2 separate regions of the Homo sapiens genome follow, and region 2 is linked to region 1. Evidence: read pairs that join two places in POLR2A ChIA-PET (ENCODE). Cell type or tissue: OCI-LY7. All regions are shown on one strand. Links, peaks and the distances in the headings refer to the core of each region. The heading gives the core; the rest is flanking DNA. Region 1 overlaps EEF2K (eukaryotic elongation factor 2 kinase). Region 2 overlaps ANKS4B (ankyrin repeat and sterile alpha motif domain containing 4B).

The links. ChIA-PET counts read pairs that join two places held together with the same protein. Peaks named below come from ENCODE experiments on the same cell type or tissue, not always from the same donor. Only the 100,000 strongest peaks of a DNase experiment are listed, where the experiment ranks them.
Region 2: POLR2A ChIA-PET joins it to region 1 with 15 read pairs; 1 of 35 experiments calls an interaction of 5 or more read pairs at or near these places.

Annotation. Positions count from the first base shown.
Region 1 is chr16:22,213,520-22,224,120 of GRCh38, reverse strand. All of the region lies in intron 1 of EEF2K (eukaryotic elongation factor 2 kinase), which reads right to left. Among named protein-coding and RNA genes, the nearest start is that of EEF2K, 13 kb to the right of the region's middle. RefSeq lists enhancers at 5,234-5,733, 7,560-7,704, 9,079-9,248 and a cis regulatory region at 7,624-7,641. In OCI-LY7, for the core only: no CTCF peak of the experiment used is centred there; DNase peaks (open chromatin) are centred at 5,920 and 7,850; H3K4me3 peaks cover 652 bases; H3K27ac peaks cover 833 bases.
Region 2 is chr16:21,251,250-21,256,249 of GRCh38, reverse strand. It overlaps ANKS4B (ankyrin repeat and sterile alpha motif domain containing 4B), which reads right to left. Exons shown (of 2, transcript NM_145865.3): 2 at 2,400-5,000. Among named protein-coding and RNA genes, the nearest start is that of ANKS4B, 20 kb to the right of the region's middle. In OCI-LY7, for the core only: a CTCF peak has its summit at 2,562 (motif pointing left); a DNase peak (open chromatin) is centred at 2,589.

The sequences.
Region 1 (10,601 bases), core at 2,907-7,906:
ATTCTCCTGCCTCAGTCTCCTGAGTAGCTGGGATTACAGGCATCCACTACCACGCGCGGCTAATTTTTGTATTTTTAGTAGAGACGGGGTTTCACCATGTTGGCCAGGCTAGTCTTGGACTCCTGACCTCAGGTGATCCGCCTGCCTCGGCCTCCCAAAGTGCTGGGATTACAGATGTGAGCCACCACGCCTGGCCTAAAAGCACTTTCTGTAGCACAATCAGTAACAGCAACAAAACAAAACCCAACAACCCCAAATGTCCAATAGAAGCTCATTATACAGATTACAGTATTTCTCTCTACACCATGAAATACTCCGTGACTGTTAGAAAGGGGACGGTCCCATACCCACAAACACACAAAAATAATCAAGAAAGAGTTCAGGAAGATTGTAGGATAGAACTGTCACATTTACAGCCACCTGATTTTCAACAAGGGTGCCAAGATAATTCACTCTCAGTTTTACAGTCACTTGATTTTCAACAAGCCAAGATGATTCAACAGGGAAGGAAGAATCTTTTCAACAAATGGTGTTGGGATAAATGAATATCCACATGCAAAAAAATGAAGTTGATCCCCTTCCTTACGCCATACCCAAAAATTAAGAAATTAGAAAACACTCTGGCACCAGCCTGGCCAACATGGCGAAACCCTGTCTCTACTAAAAATATAAAAGGTAGCCAGGCGTGGTGGTGCATGCCTATAATCCCAACTACTTGGGAGGCTGAGGTGAGAGAATTGCCTGAGCCTGGGAGGCAGAGGTTGCAGTGAGCTGAGACTGTGCCATTGCACTCCAGCCTGGGTGACAGAGTGAGACCTTGTCTAAAAACAAAACAAAACCAAAAAAAAAAAAAAAAAACAGAAAAAAACAACATCTCAAAAAGTTAAACACTGAGTTACCGTATGATCCAGCAATTCCACTCCTAGGTGCTGACATACACTACAATATGGATGAAACTTACAACCACTAGGGGAGGTGAAAGGCAGTGACAAAAGACTATATACATTGACTAATTCTCTGTATATGAAACTTCCAGAGAAGGCAAAGCAACAGCAATAGAAAATAGATTAATGGTTGCCTGAGGATGGAGGTAGGGTGTGGTGGTGGGAATGGTTGGGGGAAATGGGGAATGATTGCTAATGGGTATGGGGTTTCTTTTGAGTTGATGAAAAGGTTCTAAAATTGACTGTGGCTATATGACTATGAATATACCATTGAATTGTACTATCTATCTATCTGAGATGGAGTCTCACCCTGTCACCCAGGCTGGAGTGCAGTGGCACAATCTCGGCTCACTGTAACCTCCACCCCCAGGTTCAAGTGATTCTCCTGCCTCAGCCTCCCAAATAGCTGGGACTACAGACACGCACCACTGTGCCCAGCTAATTTTTGTATTTTTTTTTTTTTTTTTTTTTTTTAGGGACGGGGTTTCACCATGTTGGCCAGGCTGTTCTCGAACTCCTGAACTTGTGATCTGCCCACCTCAGCCTCCCAAAGTGCTGGGATTACAGGCATGAGCCACTGCTCCCAGCCAGAATCGTACATTTTAAATGAGCAGATTGTAAGGTATGTGAATTTTATCTCAAGAAAGCCAAAGTTTTAAAGAAAAGAAAGTCGGATGTGGTGGTTCATGTCTGTAATCCCAGCACTTTGGGAGGCCGAGGTGGGAGGATCGCTTGAGCCCAGAAGTTTAAGACCAGCCTGGGCAACATAATGGGACCCTGACTTTACAAAAAAAATACAAAAAATTAGCTGGGTGTGATGGTGCGTGCCTGTAGTCCCAGCTACTCAGGTGGTTGAGGTGGGAAGATCACTTGAGCCCAGGAGGTTCAAGTGAGCCCAGAGGCTGCAGTGAGCTGAAATTGCACCACAACACTCCAGCCTGGGCAATACAGCAAGACCCTGTCTCCAAAAAAAGAAAAGAAAAGAAAAAGGACCTGTGTACATGCATGAAAACTTCCCTGAAAAATCCACAGGAACTGTACAGCACTCGAAATAAGCAGCTGTAGAGCTGGAGGAAACTTTTTATTTTTAATTTTTTAATTTTTTTTGAGATAGAGTCTTGCTCTGTTGCCCAGGCTGGAGTGGGGTGGCACAATCTTGGCTCACTGCAAGCTCTGCCTCCCAGGTTCAAGCGATTCTCCTGCCTCAGCCTCCCGAGTAGCTGGGATTACAGGAGCCCACCACCACACCCAGCTAATTTTTGTATTTTTAGTAGAGGCGGGGTTTCACCATGTTGGCCACAGTGGCCTTGAACTCCTGACCTCAAGTGATCTGCCCGTCTTGGCCTCCCAAAGTGCTAGAATTACAGATATGAGCCACTGAGCCTGGCCAGCTTTTTAAAACTTTGTATGTTTCTATACTGCTTTAACTTTTTTACAAAGCTGGATTGCTTTAGACACAAAATAGTAAGTAAATTAGTTTAAAAATTTTTTTACATCAAACCAATAATTCCAATTTTTTTGACAGTGCTGTCCATCAGGTGCACAGTCTTCTAGAGCCAAGGCTTTGGTACTCTGGCTACCGAAGCAGGAAATATATTTATATCCTAACCCACTACATGCTTATAAAATGGACAGTAAAATTTCAAGAAATTGTGCTTAGCCTTACTTTGTATAATGCGCTCTTGCTATTTTTTTTTTTTAAATGTTATTTTTAGAGACAGGTTGCCCTGGCTGGAGTGCAGTGGTGTGATCACAGCTCACTGTAGCCTCCAACAGCTGGGTTCAGGTGATCCTCCCGCCTCAGCCTCCAGAGCAGTCCATGCCACCATGCCCGGCTAAAGTTTTTTATTTTTGTACAGACAGAGTCTCACTATGTTGGCCAGGCTGGTCTTGAACTTCCAGCCTCAAGTGATCCTCCCACCTTGGCCTCCCAAAGCACTAGGATTACTGATGTGAGCCACTGTGTTTGGCCCACTCTTGCTATTTTCTATTCTACTTAAGTCCTCTGTTTTTTCTTTCTGTTTAATCTTTTTCCTTAACACACCACCCACACATTGATTTCTATACTCACCGTTTGAAAACCAACGTGAACTACTGAGTTTGTTTCTTATCCTCTGGGCAAGACACAGTCACAGGCCTGGATCCAATGCCAGAGCCACCTGATCCTGCTTGTCACCAGAATCTTCCCTGAGCCCTGGACTGGCCTCTCCTCACTGTCAGCTGCTCCCAGCCCCAGCGCCTACTCTGCCCTGGTCAGCCCTTGGCCAGAATCCCTGCTGACCAACACGGCGTGGTGCCAGGAGCTGCCAGCAGGCCCAGCCTAGTCAGCGGCCACTGGGGGCCAGGACAGTGCCAGGAGGAGGGCCAGAACCACAGCCCCAAGCTGCAGACCTCCAGACAGTGTAGTTCGGTGGTTAAAAGCTCAGATCCAGGGCCAGGCGTGATGGCTCATGCCCGTAATCCCAGCACTTTGGGAGGCCAAGGTGGGCAGATCGCTTGAGCTCAGGAGTTCGAGGCCAGCCTGGGGAACATGGCGAAATCCTGTCTCTACGAAAAAATACAAAAATTAGCCGGGCGTGGTGGTGTGTGCCTGTAGTCCCAGCTACTCAGGAGGCTGAAGTGGGAGGATCACTTGAATCTGGGGAGGCAGAGGCTGCAGTGAATTGAGATTGTGCCACTGCCTGGGCAACAGAGCAAGACCTCATCTCAAATAAGCAAAAAACAAAAAAAAAAGCACGCTCAGATTCAGGATCTGGGCTGCTAGCGAGCAAATCTGGCTCCTTACCCAATTAATTCACGGAGCCGACTCCCTCATCTTACAGTGTGGGGAGCTCGGCCCTCGGCCATGTCCCACCACAGACCTGACGTTCTCCTCGGCCCTGGGAAATGAAGACAAGCAGCTGTGACCCTGCCTGGCACAGCGCCTTGTACACAGCAGGCACTTGATATGCATTCCAGAGCTAAGTGAGTGTCATCTGTTTTATGGCTTTTGAGTTGTCATAAATTTGCTCTTAAGGCAGCTGTGGCAAACTATCCCCCAATAGCTGTTCACTCTTTCTTCCTTGATAAGAGAACCACCGGGTTTTGGCTAAGCATGTCACGTGGCCACTCAGGATACATTTCCCAGACTCCTTTGCAGATAGATATAAACATGTGAACAAGTTTTAGTCAATGGGATATAAGAAGGACTGTGTGCAACCATAGGGAAGGGTTCTTAAAGGGAGTGTGCCCCTTGGCTCTCCTTCCAACCTGCTGGCTGAAATGCACATGTGATTGCCGGAGCTCAAGCAGCTACCCTAGACCATGAGGCGGATGGCCCTGTGCTGAGGCTGGAAGAGCTATGAGACAAACAGAACCTGGGTCTCTTATACCATGGGACAGCATAACAATCCTGGATTCAGAAACTTCATACTCTGATAGCTAAACTTGTATAATCTACTGTAATTTTCTTTTTTCCTTTCTACTTGCTAATTTTATTTGGTAACAGTAGCTCCTTCTCTCCCATATCATAAAAAGTCACATCCTCTTTTTTGTAAAGTTTTATTTTTTGAGAAAGGGTCTTGTTCTGCTGCCCAGGCTGGAGTAAAATTGTGCAATCAGAGCTCATTGCAGCCTTGATCTCTGGGCTCAAGTGATTCTCCTACCTCAGCCTCCTGAGTAGCTGGGACTACAGGTGTGTGTCACTATGCCCACCTAATTTTTTATTTTTGTAGAGACACAGTTTCACTATGTTGCCCAGGCTAGTCTCGAACTCCTGGCCTTAAGCAATCCTCCCACCTTGGCCTCCTGAAGTGTTGGGATGACAGGCGTGAGCCACTGCACCTGGCCTAAAGGTCACAACCTTTATGACAAATGGGTGCCTGGGCAGGGTCAACCTGGGAAAACTGTGGCCTCAATCCATAGTCCTAACTTGGCAGATACTCTTACATTTGCACATGAAGACTGGGTACCTGGAGGATGTTGGATTTCCCCAAACAAGCAAGGAACCTTCCTTAGCCTTTAAGTCAGTTCCAGGAGGCCTGTTCTAACACCAGGCAAGATGCCCAGCCTCCTAGGGGTCTCTATCTATCCTGGGGTTCCCTTGGCCCAAAGAAAGGATCTACTCCTGTGATAAGAATAGGACTCCAGCTGAAAGACATCAGGATTTTTCTTGAAAGCTTTCTCTACCTCACTCAGGCATCCACATCTTCTCCTCCCAGTCCCTATTTCTTTTCTTTTTTCTCTTTTTTTTTTTTTTTTTAATTTTTTTGTTTGAACTCCTGCCCTCAAGTGATCCACCCTCTTCGGCCTTCCAACGTGCTGGGGATTAAAGGCATGAGCCACTGCGCCCGGCCTCCAGTCCCTATTTCTATGGAAAGGTAGCTGAGTGAGTCAGGAAGACCCAGGTTCAAGCCCCATCTCTACCACTAACTGGCTATGTGACTTCACCTCTTGAGCCTCAGTGGGGATGCATAATTGTACTCACTCCGTGAACTCAACAGCTATTATAAAGGGACTGAGCCTTGGGTCCCAGCCAGACTTGTGACCTGGACGTCTGGCTCGTAGCAAAGCCAAGCTTCTTCAGGGGTCCTCAGGGAATACACTATTTCAGTCTCTGGCGACGGAAACCACTGTCTCACTGGGTCTCGATCTGGCAGTTACAGGGGCAGGAAACTATGCCTGCAATGCTCAGGTCAAGGCCTGCGGGTCAAGCCACAGTGGCCACTGGTCCCCCTCGGGGCTCACCCTCACCCCAGGACCTGCCTTCCTACCATAGAAAGCAGGTGGAATCTTCCCACCGCCACTCCTGGGAACCAGCATCCCAAAGCCAATAACGTGGCACCCCGAGCTGGCCAATGCACACACTAGTGTACGCCCAGCACAGCACAACCCACACGCCCTTGACTACAACCACAGTGGACACAGGTGATTGATCAGCCACCTGGAATCACGCACCAGCTTCTGTGTGAGGATCTGCCTCTGCCCCACCCTCGAGTCATGTGTTCAGGAGTGTGTCACAAGATCCAGGCCTAAACCAACCACTGGGGTGCCTGGCCACAGAGATTGGCTTAGAGGTGGTCATGTGATTACAGTCAAACTATTCTAGCCCATTGCAGCAAACCTGGGGCTTTTTGCTTGAGTGACTGGAAGAGGTGATCAGCCTTTTCATGCTGAATGTGAACTTGAGAATGGGGCTGAGGCCAACACAGAACAAAGCTGATACGTGGTGGAGGGCAGAACCAGAGAAAGAGAAAAATGAATAGCGATGATGTCATTTGAGACCTGGAATCCAGATGTTCCCGAAACCAAACTACCAAGCCCAGCGTAGATTTCTGAATCAGATGATACAATAAACCCCGCCTTTTGGGGGGCAGTAGGGGAAAGGGCTATTTAGCTAGTTACAGATAGGTTTTCTGTCACATGCAATATGAAAATCCCCAAACCAGCCAGGCACGGTGGCTCACGCCTGTAATCTCAACACTTTGGAAGGCCAAGGCAGGTGGATCACCTGAGGTCGGGAGTTCGAGACCAGCCTGGCCAACATGGTGAAACCCCGTCTCTACTAAAAATACAAAAATTAGCGGGGCATGGTGGCACGAGCCGGTAATCCCAGTAATCCCAGCTACTCGGGAAGCTGAGGTGGGAGAATTGTTTGAACCTGGGAAGCAGAGTTTGCAGTGAGCCAAGATCGTGCCACTGTACTCCAGCCTGGGCGACAGAGTGAGACTCTGTCCAAACCCAGCCAGGGTTTGGGCCATTGTATATTATTTATATATAATTTTAAAAATGCTTTAAACACCTTTTTCTTACTAGGGCCACTGTATATGATCATATAGGTGGGGTACTGCTCAACTCTAGTGAACAACCTTTGCAACTTTGCACGGGCAGCCCTACTTCCCAACCCTAGAGGCAACTACTTCCAACTATTCTCAGTGTTATCCTTCGCATCTCTCTCTCTCTCTCTCTCTATCTATCTATCTATATATATCACTAAATAATACGCTTCCTGATTCTTTTTTTTTTTTTTTTTTTTTTTGAGACAGGGTCTTGCTCTGTCACCCAGGCTGGAGTCCAGTGGCGCAATCTTGGCTCACTGCAACCTCTGTTTCCTAGGCTCAAGTGATCCTCCCATATAAGCCGCCGGAGTAGCTGGGACCACAGGCACGCGTCACCATACCCAGCTAATTTTTGTATATTTTTGTTGAGATGGGATTTCACCATGTGCCCAGCTGGTCTCAAACTCCTGGACTCAAGGGATCCACCCATCTCAGCCTCCCAAAGGGCTGGGATTACAGGCATGAGCCACTGCACCCGGCCCTGATTATTTCTTAATTTATCTATTTTCATCCTATCTTCTGATTTCCAGGTATGATAAATGAGACTTTAGCTCTACTTCCCCTTACTACTTCCCTTCCCCACCCTATCCCTACACTGGTAGGTCTTCTTCTGGTTCCTTTATTTATTTATTACAGACGGCATCTTGCTGTGTTGCCTAGGCTAGTCTCAAGCCCCTGGTCTCAAGTGATCCTCCCGCGTCAACCTCCCAAAATGTTGAGATTACAGGCATGAGTCACAGTGCCCAGCCATCTGGTTCCTTTACATACCATGCCAAGGACACTGTCTTATTCCACCAACTAGAAGAAGCTGAGTTTCTCACAGTTTAACACGAATTCAGAGAAGGGAGAGTGTGGCTTTTGTGCTGTGAATGAGTGATAAGTAAGCAGAAGAGCTACTTATCTGCTTATCAACCTCAAAAGCTTATCAACCTCAAAAAGGCGTAATTTCTATGGAAATAAGAAAGACAAATAATGCACGTGAAAGACTGACTGCACACCAGGTGCTACACTGGACTCTCCTCTGACAATGACAGGAGCTGCTAGGTCCAGAAGTGACAGTCTACCTCTGAAAAGGCAACCTTAAGGGAGCGGAACTACACAGCGCTAGGCTGTTGAGGGCTGCACCTGGCTTGTTCTGAAGATATTTTAAACCCTAGCTGGAGTCCCGAGTTTCCTTCAAACAAGAAACAAAAACCAAAGCCCAATACAGTGGCTAACAGCTTGTCCTCTACAGCCGCATGGCCAGGGTTTGAATCCTGGGCCCCACCATTAGGAGCTGGGACCCTCTCCTAGACAATAGACTTGTCAGGTGGGCTGTGACATCCTAAGGTCTGCACTGCTGTCTCCATCCCTCCCCCCATACCTTGTATTGCCTTCAGTGCACAGGTGCTCAACATGAACTCAAATACCCTTATGTTTAGTGTTTCTTTTGTTTTGAGATGGAGTCTCCCTCTGTTACCCAGGCTGGAGTGCAGTGGCGTGATCTCGGCTTACTGCAACCTCCGCCTCCCGGATTCAAGTGATTCTTCTGCCTCGGCCTCCCGAGTAGCTGGGATTACAGGCACCCGCCACCACACCTGGATAATTTTTGTATTTTTAGTAGAGACGGGGTTTCACCATGTTGGTCAGGCTAGTCTTGAACTCCTGACCTCAAGTGATCCACCCGCCTCAGCCTCCCAAAGAGATGGGATTATAGGTGTGAGTCACCGTGTCTGGCTGCTCAGTGTTTATTTACTGGGATGCAGCATTAGGAGTGATTAAGTCAAGCATCAAGCTAAGAGTTCACATCAGTGTCTTAATGTCTGCACCCCTAGCATATAATGGGTGCTCATAAACATTTATTTAAACTATTGAGAGAAATAGTACATCAGAATGAAAGGACCAATTTACAGAGTCCAGCCCATCCGTCCCTTCCTCCCTGCCATCTCAGCTTCCCAAGTTTCCAAGTCCAAGAATCAATCTCCATGCACCACCAAACTCTCCTCACCTCCTTGCCCTTGTATCTATCTGCAGGTGCCTCTGAGGCAGGCGAATAGGGTCTGGAGGCAGGGAACCTAAGGCTGATTCAGGCTGACTTCCTAGAACTAAATCAAAAGGAAAACCCCTACTTTCCAAGCCCAAGTAACAAAAGGACCAGAGGCTACTCCCTTTGCAACCCCCAACTTACCTGCGTGGCAGATGAAAAACTGAAGTTACCTCTGATTGGTCCCTTCCCACAACCAATCAGGCTGGTGCTGGCCAAGTCCTCGTTTGTATAGGAGTCTTCATTTGTAACTTCACTTCAGCCTCTGATTGGTCGCATTCCACAACCTATCAGACTGATCCCAGGCCATTACTTCATTTACATAGGGTGTACATCAAGTAACCAATGGGAAACCTCTAGAGGGTTTTTAAACCCCAGGCAATTCTGTAAGCAATCTGCTCAAGCCCACTCCCACCCTGTGGAGTGTACTTTTGTTTTCTGTAAATATTTGCTTTCGTTGCTTTCTTTCCTTGTTTTGTTCGTGTGTTTTGTCCAATTCTTTGCTCAAAATGCCAAGAACCTGGACACCCTCCACCAGTAACACCTCTGCCTGGAATCCCTTTCCCACTCACTAGCAAAACCCTTTAATCTCTTCAAGACGCAGCTCAAATGTTGACCTCCTCCAGAAAGCCTTCCTTGTTTGTTTCTTTTGGGTTTGTTGTTGTTGTTGTTGCTGAGAGAGTCTGGCTCTGTTGGCCAGGCTGGAGTGCAGTGGTGCAATCATAGCTCACTGCAGCCTCCAACTCCTGGGCTCAAGTGATCCTCCCACCTCAGCCTCCATTGTACCTGGGACTACAGGTGCATACCACCCACATCTGGCTAATTATGTTATTTTATTTTTATAGAGATGGGCGTCTCCCTACATTGCCCAGGCTGGTCTCTTTTCTTTTTTTTTTGAGACAGGGTCTCACTCTGTCACCCAGGCTGGAGTGCAATGGTGCAATCATGGCTCACGGCAGCCTCAGTCTCCCAAGCTCAAGTGATCCTCTTGCCTCTGAACTCCTGGCCTCAAGCGATCCTCTTGCCTCGACCTCCCAAAGTTGATTACATGCATGAGCTACTGCACCTGGCCTCCAGAAAGCCTTCCTTGGATAGTTCCCTCCTCTGTAAACAGGGGTCAGCTAACAGTACCCCTGCAGGGGTTGTTCTGAGGATACAATGAGATTAGGCACATGGTGTCTGGGATAGACTTGACTCTCAAAAGTACTAGCTGCTGTTATGTCCCAATAATCCTCCAGTCCCCGACTCCCTAAATCACTTCGCTCCCTACAAACCCTCCACAAGCAAATTTCATTATAACCTGAGGCCAGACTGTCTGCGGCAGGCAGAAACATGGCTCCCCTAAGATGGCTACATCCTAATCCCTGGAACCTGTGAATATGTTACCTTATATGGCAAAAGGGACTTTGCAGATGTGATTAAGGATCTTAAGATGGGAGACAGTCATGGATTATCCTGTGAGCCCAGTGTAATCACAAGGATCCTTATAAAAAGGAGGTAGAAGGGTCAGAGTTAGAGGAAGAGATGTGACCAAAGACAGAAAGGTGTGAAGTTGCCACACTGCTGGCTTCAAAGATGGAAGGGAGGGGCCAGGAGCCCAAGGAATGAGGACAGCCCCTAGAATCTGGAGAAGGCAAAGAAACCGATTTTCTCCTGGGGCCTCCAGAAGGAACACAGCCATGCTGACACCTAGATTTTAGAACTTCTGATCCCCAGGAACTATAAGATAATAAATGTGTTGTTTTAAAGCCACTAAGTAATTGCAGCAATTTGTTACAGCAGCAATTGGAAACTAACGAAGTCCTGAAGAGCAGCTCT
Region 2 (5,000 bases), core at 1-5,000, 960 kb after region 1:
ACTCCAGCCTGGTTGACAGAGCAAGACCCTGTCTCAAAAAAAGTTGGAAATGTGTCAAAAATGCATAGAAAACACCTACCAAACATGATAGCTTAGCCTTGCCTACCTTAAATGTGCTCAGAACACTTACATTTGCCTACATTTGGGCAAAATCATCTGGTAACACGGTACACTGTTCACTGTCAATTGATTATCCTGGTGATCACATGGCTGATTGGAAGCTGTGGCTCGCTGCCTCTGCCCAGCATCCTGAGAGAATATCTTACCAGTTTCTACTGAATGCGTATCATTTTCACACCATCGTAAAGTCAAAAAATCTTAAGTTGAACGATTGTAAGTGGGGAACTGTCTGTAGATGCCACACTCAAAAGGTGTGATTGAAGAGAATAAAGAGACTGTTTAGGAAGAAGCACCCCAGGGTTAGCAATAGTAGGAAATCACTACCACTGCTAAGCTTGAAAGAGCAGTTAGTGAAACCCAGAAACAACTAGAGCTATAGCAGAGGGCTGCCAGATGGGAGAGGTGAGCTTAGATGAAGGCAGCTGCTGCCCTGAAAAGAAGAAACAGGTAGAATAAATGCCTCAATCTTTCTTTCTCCCACCTTCTGGTATCTTGTTAGTAACTCCCATTGGCCAGACCCAACCAGGATCCCAAGGGCAAGGGAGCCCTTTGATGCAGTCCAGAGCCCAACCACCTGGGACACAAAGTAGGTTGGAAAATAGTAGAGAGAAGTTCTGGAGAGGCAAACAAAGAGAGCTTGCACAGATAGGAAGCTACTCAACCCAGACTAGGGGCAAAGAGAGAGGGTATGTCTCCCAGTGAGGATGGCTATATGGAGGAAGACTTTTCCAGGCAGAAGGGTGATGGTATGCTAAGGCACAGGCATATGAGAGACATGTATTCAGGAAGCCACAAGAAATCTAGTATAGCTGAAATTAGGGGACAGGGAGAGGAGTGGTCAGAGATGGGACCAGAGGTTTGGAGGAGAGAATAGGGCTCTTTAATCATGCAGGCCTTCTGTGTGGTGGTGAGAGTTTGAAAAGCAATGGTGGCTGAGCCCAGTGGCTCACGCCTGTAATCCCAGCACTTTGGGAGGCTGAGGCAGGTGGATCACCTGAGGTCGGGAGTTCGAGACCAGCCTGACCAACATGGAGAAACCCTGTCTCTACTAAAAATACAACATTAGCCAGGCTTGGTGGCACATGCCTGTAATTCCAGCTACTTGGGAGGCTGAGGCAGGAGAATCACTTGAACCCAGGAGGCTGAGGTTGCGGTGAGCTGAGATCGTGCTATTGCACTCCAGCCTGGGCAACAAGAGCAAAACTGCGTCTTAAAAAAAAAAAAAAAAAAAAAGCAACAGTAAAGTAGAAAGTGACAAGAGACTTACATATTAAAAAGATTACGTGACTCAACCAGCCTTGTGGAGAATGAATTAAAGACAGATAAGGATACTTACAGCAATCCAGTGAGTGATGGTTGGGGGCAGGAACCAATAGGTCATCTTGCAAACATCAAAGAGGATTTAGCTCTGAGACATATTGAAAAGTTGAAAGGGCCTGGTGACCAATTGGGTGATGAAAAGAAGTATTGGGTTAAATTTTCCATTTATGAAAAATGAAGATTTAGAGCTGCATGTTTTAATGCAGCTGAAACTGAGCACGATCACTATTTGGGTCTCGATAATTCATTGTGGTGGTGGGCTGTCCTGTACATTCTAGGATGTTTAGCACCCATTGTTTCTACCCACTGGATGTCAGTTGCACCACTGTTCCCCTATCATGGCAATCAAAAAATGTCTCTAGATATTGCCACATGTCCTCTAGGAGACAGAGGGCAAAATCATCCAAGTTGAGAACTGACAACCTGGAAGAAAATGGGTTCAGTCCTGGACACACTGAGTATGGGGTACTTGTGAGACATGTGAGAGGAGATGTCAGATTAGATTTGGGCTTAAGTATTTGGTGCCCAAAGCAATGGTCTGGGCTGGTAACTTGGACTTAGGAATTCTGAGCATATAACTGACCTGTACTACACAATGGCCTGAAATATAAGCACAATACACATTTACCACACTATAACTTCTCAAACTCTCCTCTTCGGTGAAATGCTCCCAGCTGCTTTTCCCTCTTGTTGACTTTTATGTCAAGCTACATAGAGGGGGAAAAGAGGGGCCAGGAGGTGGTAGGGGTGACCAGATATTGGATTGAGCTACTCTAAGCATCTAGTTTAAGAGATGGAGGTCTGAGATCAGTGAGTACTTGAAGCTCATCCTGGCTCATAATCCTCTTGTCTTTGTCTCTTATCAAGGCCTTTGTATTGCTCTGGCATCTTCTCTTAGCCCCTGTAGTTGGTATTTAGTTCGAAAGATCTGGAATTCTTAGAACATTGATAACATCTTATAACATGGTATAAACCTTTTTTTATTATATAACAATACTCTGTGACGAAGAGACTATATCCTTGATGCTGAGAACTTTGGAGAACGCTCACCTATTAATTCTGTCAATCATAAAAGAAAAGAACCCCTAAGAAGAGCATAGAGGTACCTGATGAGACCCCTAGTGGCAAATATCTCCTAAAAAGGGATGAGAGTCAATGTTCAAGTTCATTTCTACCAACCTGAGTGATGGCTCTCTTGCTATGATGTAGTTACAGCAGGGGGTGGAGCAAATATCTCATTAGGCAGATTCCGGGCAATAGGTGAAGAGGGGATTCTGGCATCTATGATGATGAAATATAATAGTGGCAGGCACAGACTACAAACTTTTTTGAGCACTTTCTATTTGCCAACTGCTTCTGTGCACGTTAATGAAGGAAAGCACAACTTCAGTTTATTCCACAAGATAAGGTATTTGTAAACAATCATCCCCTAATGCAACGTGTTTATTCAATGGCTAACAAGCTTTCTGAATATATTCATTGAGGAAGAATAAGCCAATTGTTCATCAGATTTGAGCATCTGTATCCTCCCTAAACTTGAATCCTCCATGATGCCTCTTGAAGTAACCCAAACAGATGTGCATCAGAAAGCAAGCTGAAGATAAACAGCTGTTTCTGTATTATACCCAGAATCAACAGTAAATTCCACTTGATGTAAGTCAGCCTGTAGAGATCTAATGAAGCTTAGCTCTTCAGTGGGGTTTCAGTTTGAATTTGGGATTGCCATTGAAAAAATGTCAGCAGCAGTGTTGTCAGTTTCTTTTTTCTTTTTTTTTTTTTTTTTTTTTGAGATGGAGTCTCTCTTACCGCCTGGGCTAGAGTGCAGTGGTGCAATCTCAACTCACTGCAACCTCCACCTTTTGGGTTCAAGCAATTCTCTTGCCTCAGCCTCCCAAGTAGCTGGGATTACAGGCACACGCCACCACACCTGGCTAATTTTTGTATTTTTAGTAGAGACGGGTTTCCGCCATGTTGGCCAGGCTGGTCTTGAACTCCTGACCTCAGGTGATCTGCCTGCCTGGGCCTCCCAAAGTGCTGGGATTACAGGCATGAGCCAAGTGTTGTCAGTTTCTATCGTGGAACCTACACATATTCAGATATGCGGCAATGGTGACAGACAACAGTAAATAAACCATGTGTACATAATAAGCATGAAAATGTGAAATTTCCTTTGACAATCAAATCTTCCCTCCAAAGAACTTAGTTTTTTTTCCCCTTAAGTTTCACTAGGTGTTTACCCTTACAAAACTCATCAATTGCAGTTGGACAGACTTTTTTTCTGTATTTTTCTTGGTCTCCTCCCCAACCCTCTTACTTAGGACAGTATTATTCTGCTAGGACTGCCATAACAAAATGCCACAGACTGGATGGCTTCAACAACAGCAGTTTATCAACCGAAGTTTATTTTCTCACACCTTTGGGGGCTGAAAGCCCAAGATCAAGGTGATTGCAGGGTTGGTTTCTCCTGAGGCCCCCTCCTCGGCTTGCAGACGGCCACCTTCTCACTGTGTCCTCACGTGGCCTCTCTGTGTGCCTTCCACCTAAGTGTCTCTTCCTCTTCTTAGGACACCAGTCCTAGGCCAGGTGCAGTGGCTCATGCCTGTAATCCCAGCACTCTGGGAGGCCGAGGCAGGTGGATCACCTGAGGTCAGGAGTTTGAGACCAGCCTGGCCAACATGGTGAAACCCCGCCTCTACTAAAAATACAAAAACTTAGCCAGGCGTTGTGGTGCACGCCTGTAATCCCAGCTACTCAGGAGGCTGAGGCATGAAAAGTGCTCGAACCTGGGAGGCGGGGGTTGCAGTGAGCTGAGATCACGCCACTGCACTCCAGCATGAGTGACAGAGCAAGGCTCCATCTCAAAAAAAAAAAAAAAAAGGGAAAAAAAGGACACCAGTCCTACAGGATTAGGGTTGCATTCTTATGACTTCATTTAACCTTAATCACTTCTTTAAAGGTCTTATTTCCAATTACAGTCACATTAGGGGTTAGAGCTCCAACATATGAATTTGACGCAATTCAGTCCACAACAGGTACCACCTGTATTCTATCTCTTTCTTCACTCTCCCCACCACCACTCTGTCTCTATTCTCAGGCAGGAGTATTATAGACGCATTTCCATTACTTGTAAACATGTACACATTTGTTAAAGGGTTAGATGCATTTAAGTTGGGCATCAAGCCGCAGGCCAGGAAAGAACTCTAGTCTCTACCACTAGGCAAAGTCATAGATCTCAGGAGAGAAAAAGAATTGGAATTCCCAGGTTACACAGATCGGAAAGCAAGCAGCAGGATAATGTGATGAGATTATAATTTTAAATCCAGAGATAGAAAAGTAAAGGAAGTTTCTTTCATTTTCCTGTCATGCATATGACCCTTTCTTTATTCAAAAGTATCAAAAAGATAGGCTGGGTACGGTGGTTCACACCTGTAATCCCAGTGCTTTAGGAGGCTGAGGTGGGAGGATTGCTTGAGGCCAGGAGTTTGAGACCAGCCTGGGCAATGTGGCAAGACCCCACCTCTACTAAAACATACAAAATAAGCCAGGTGTGGGGGGTGTGA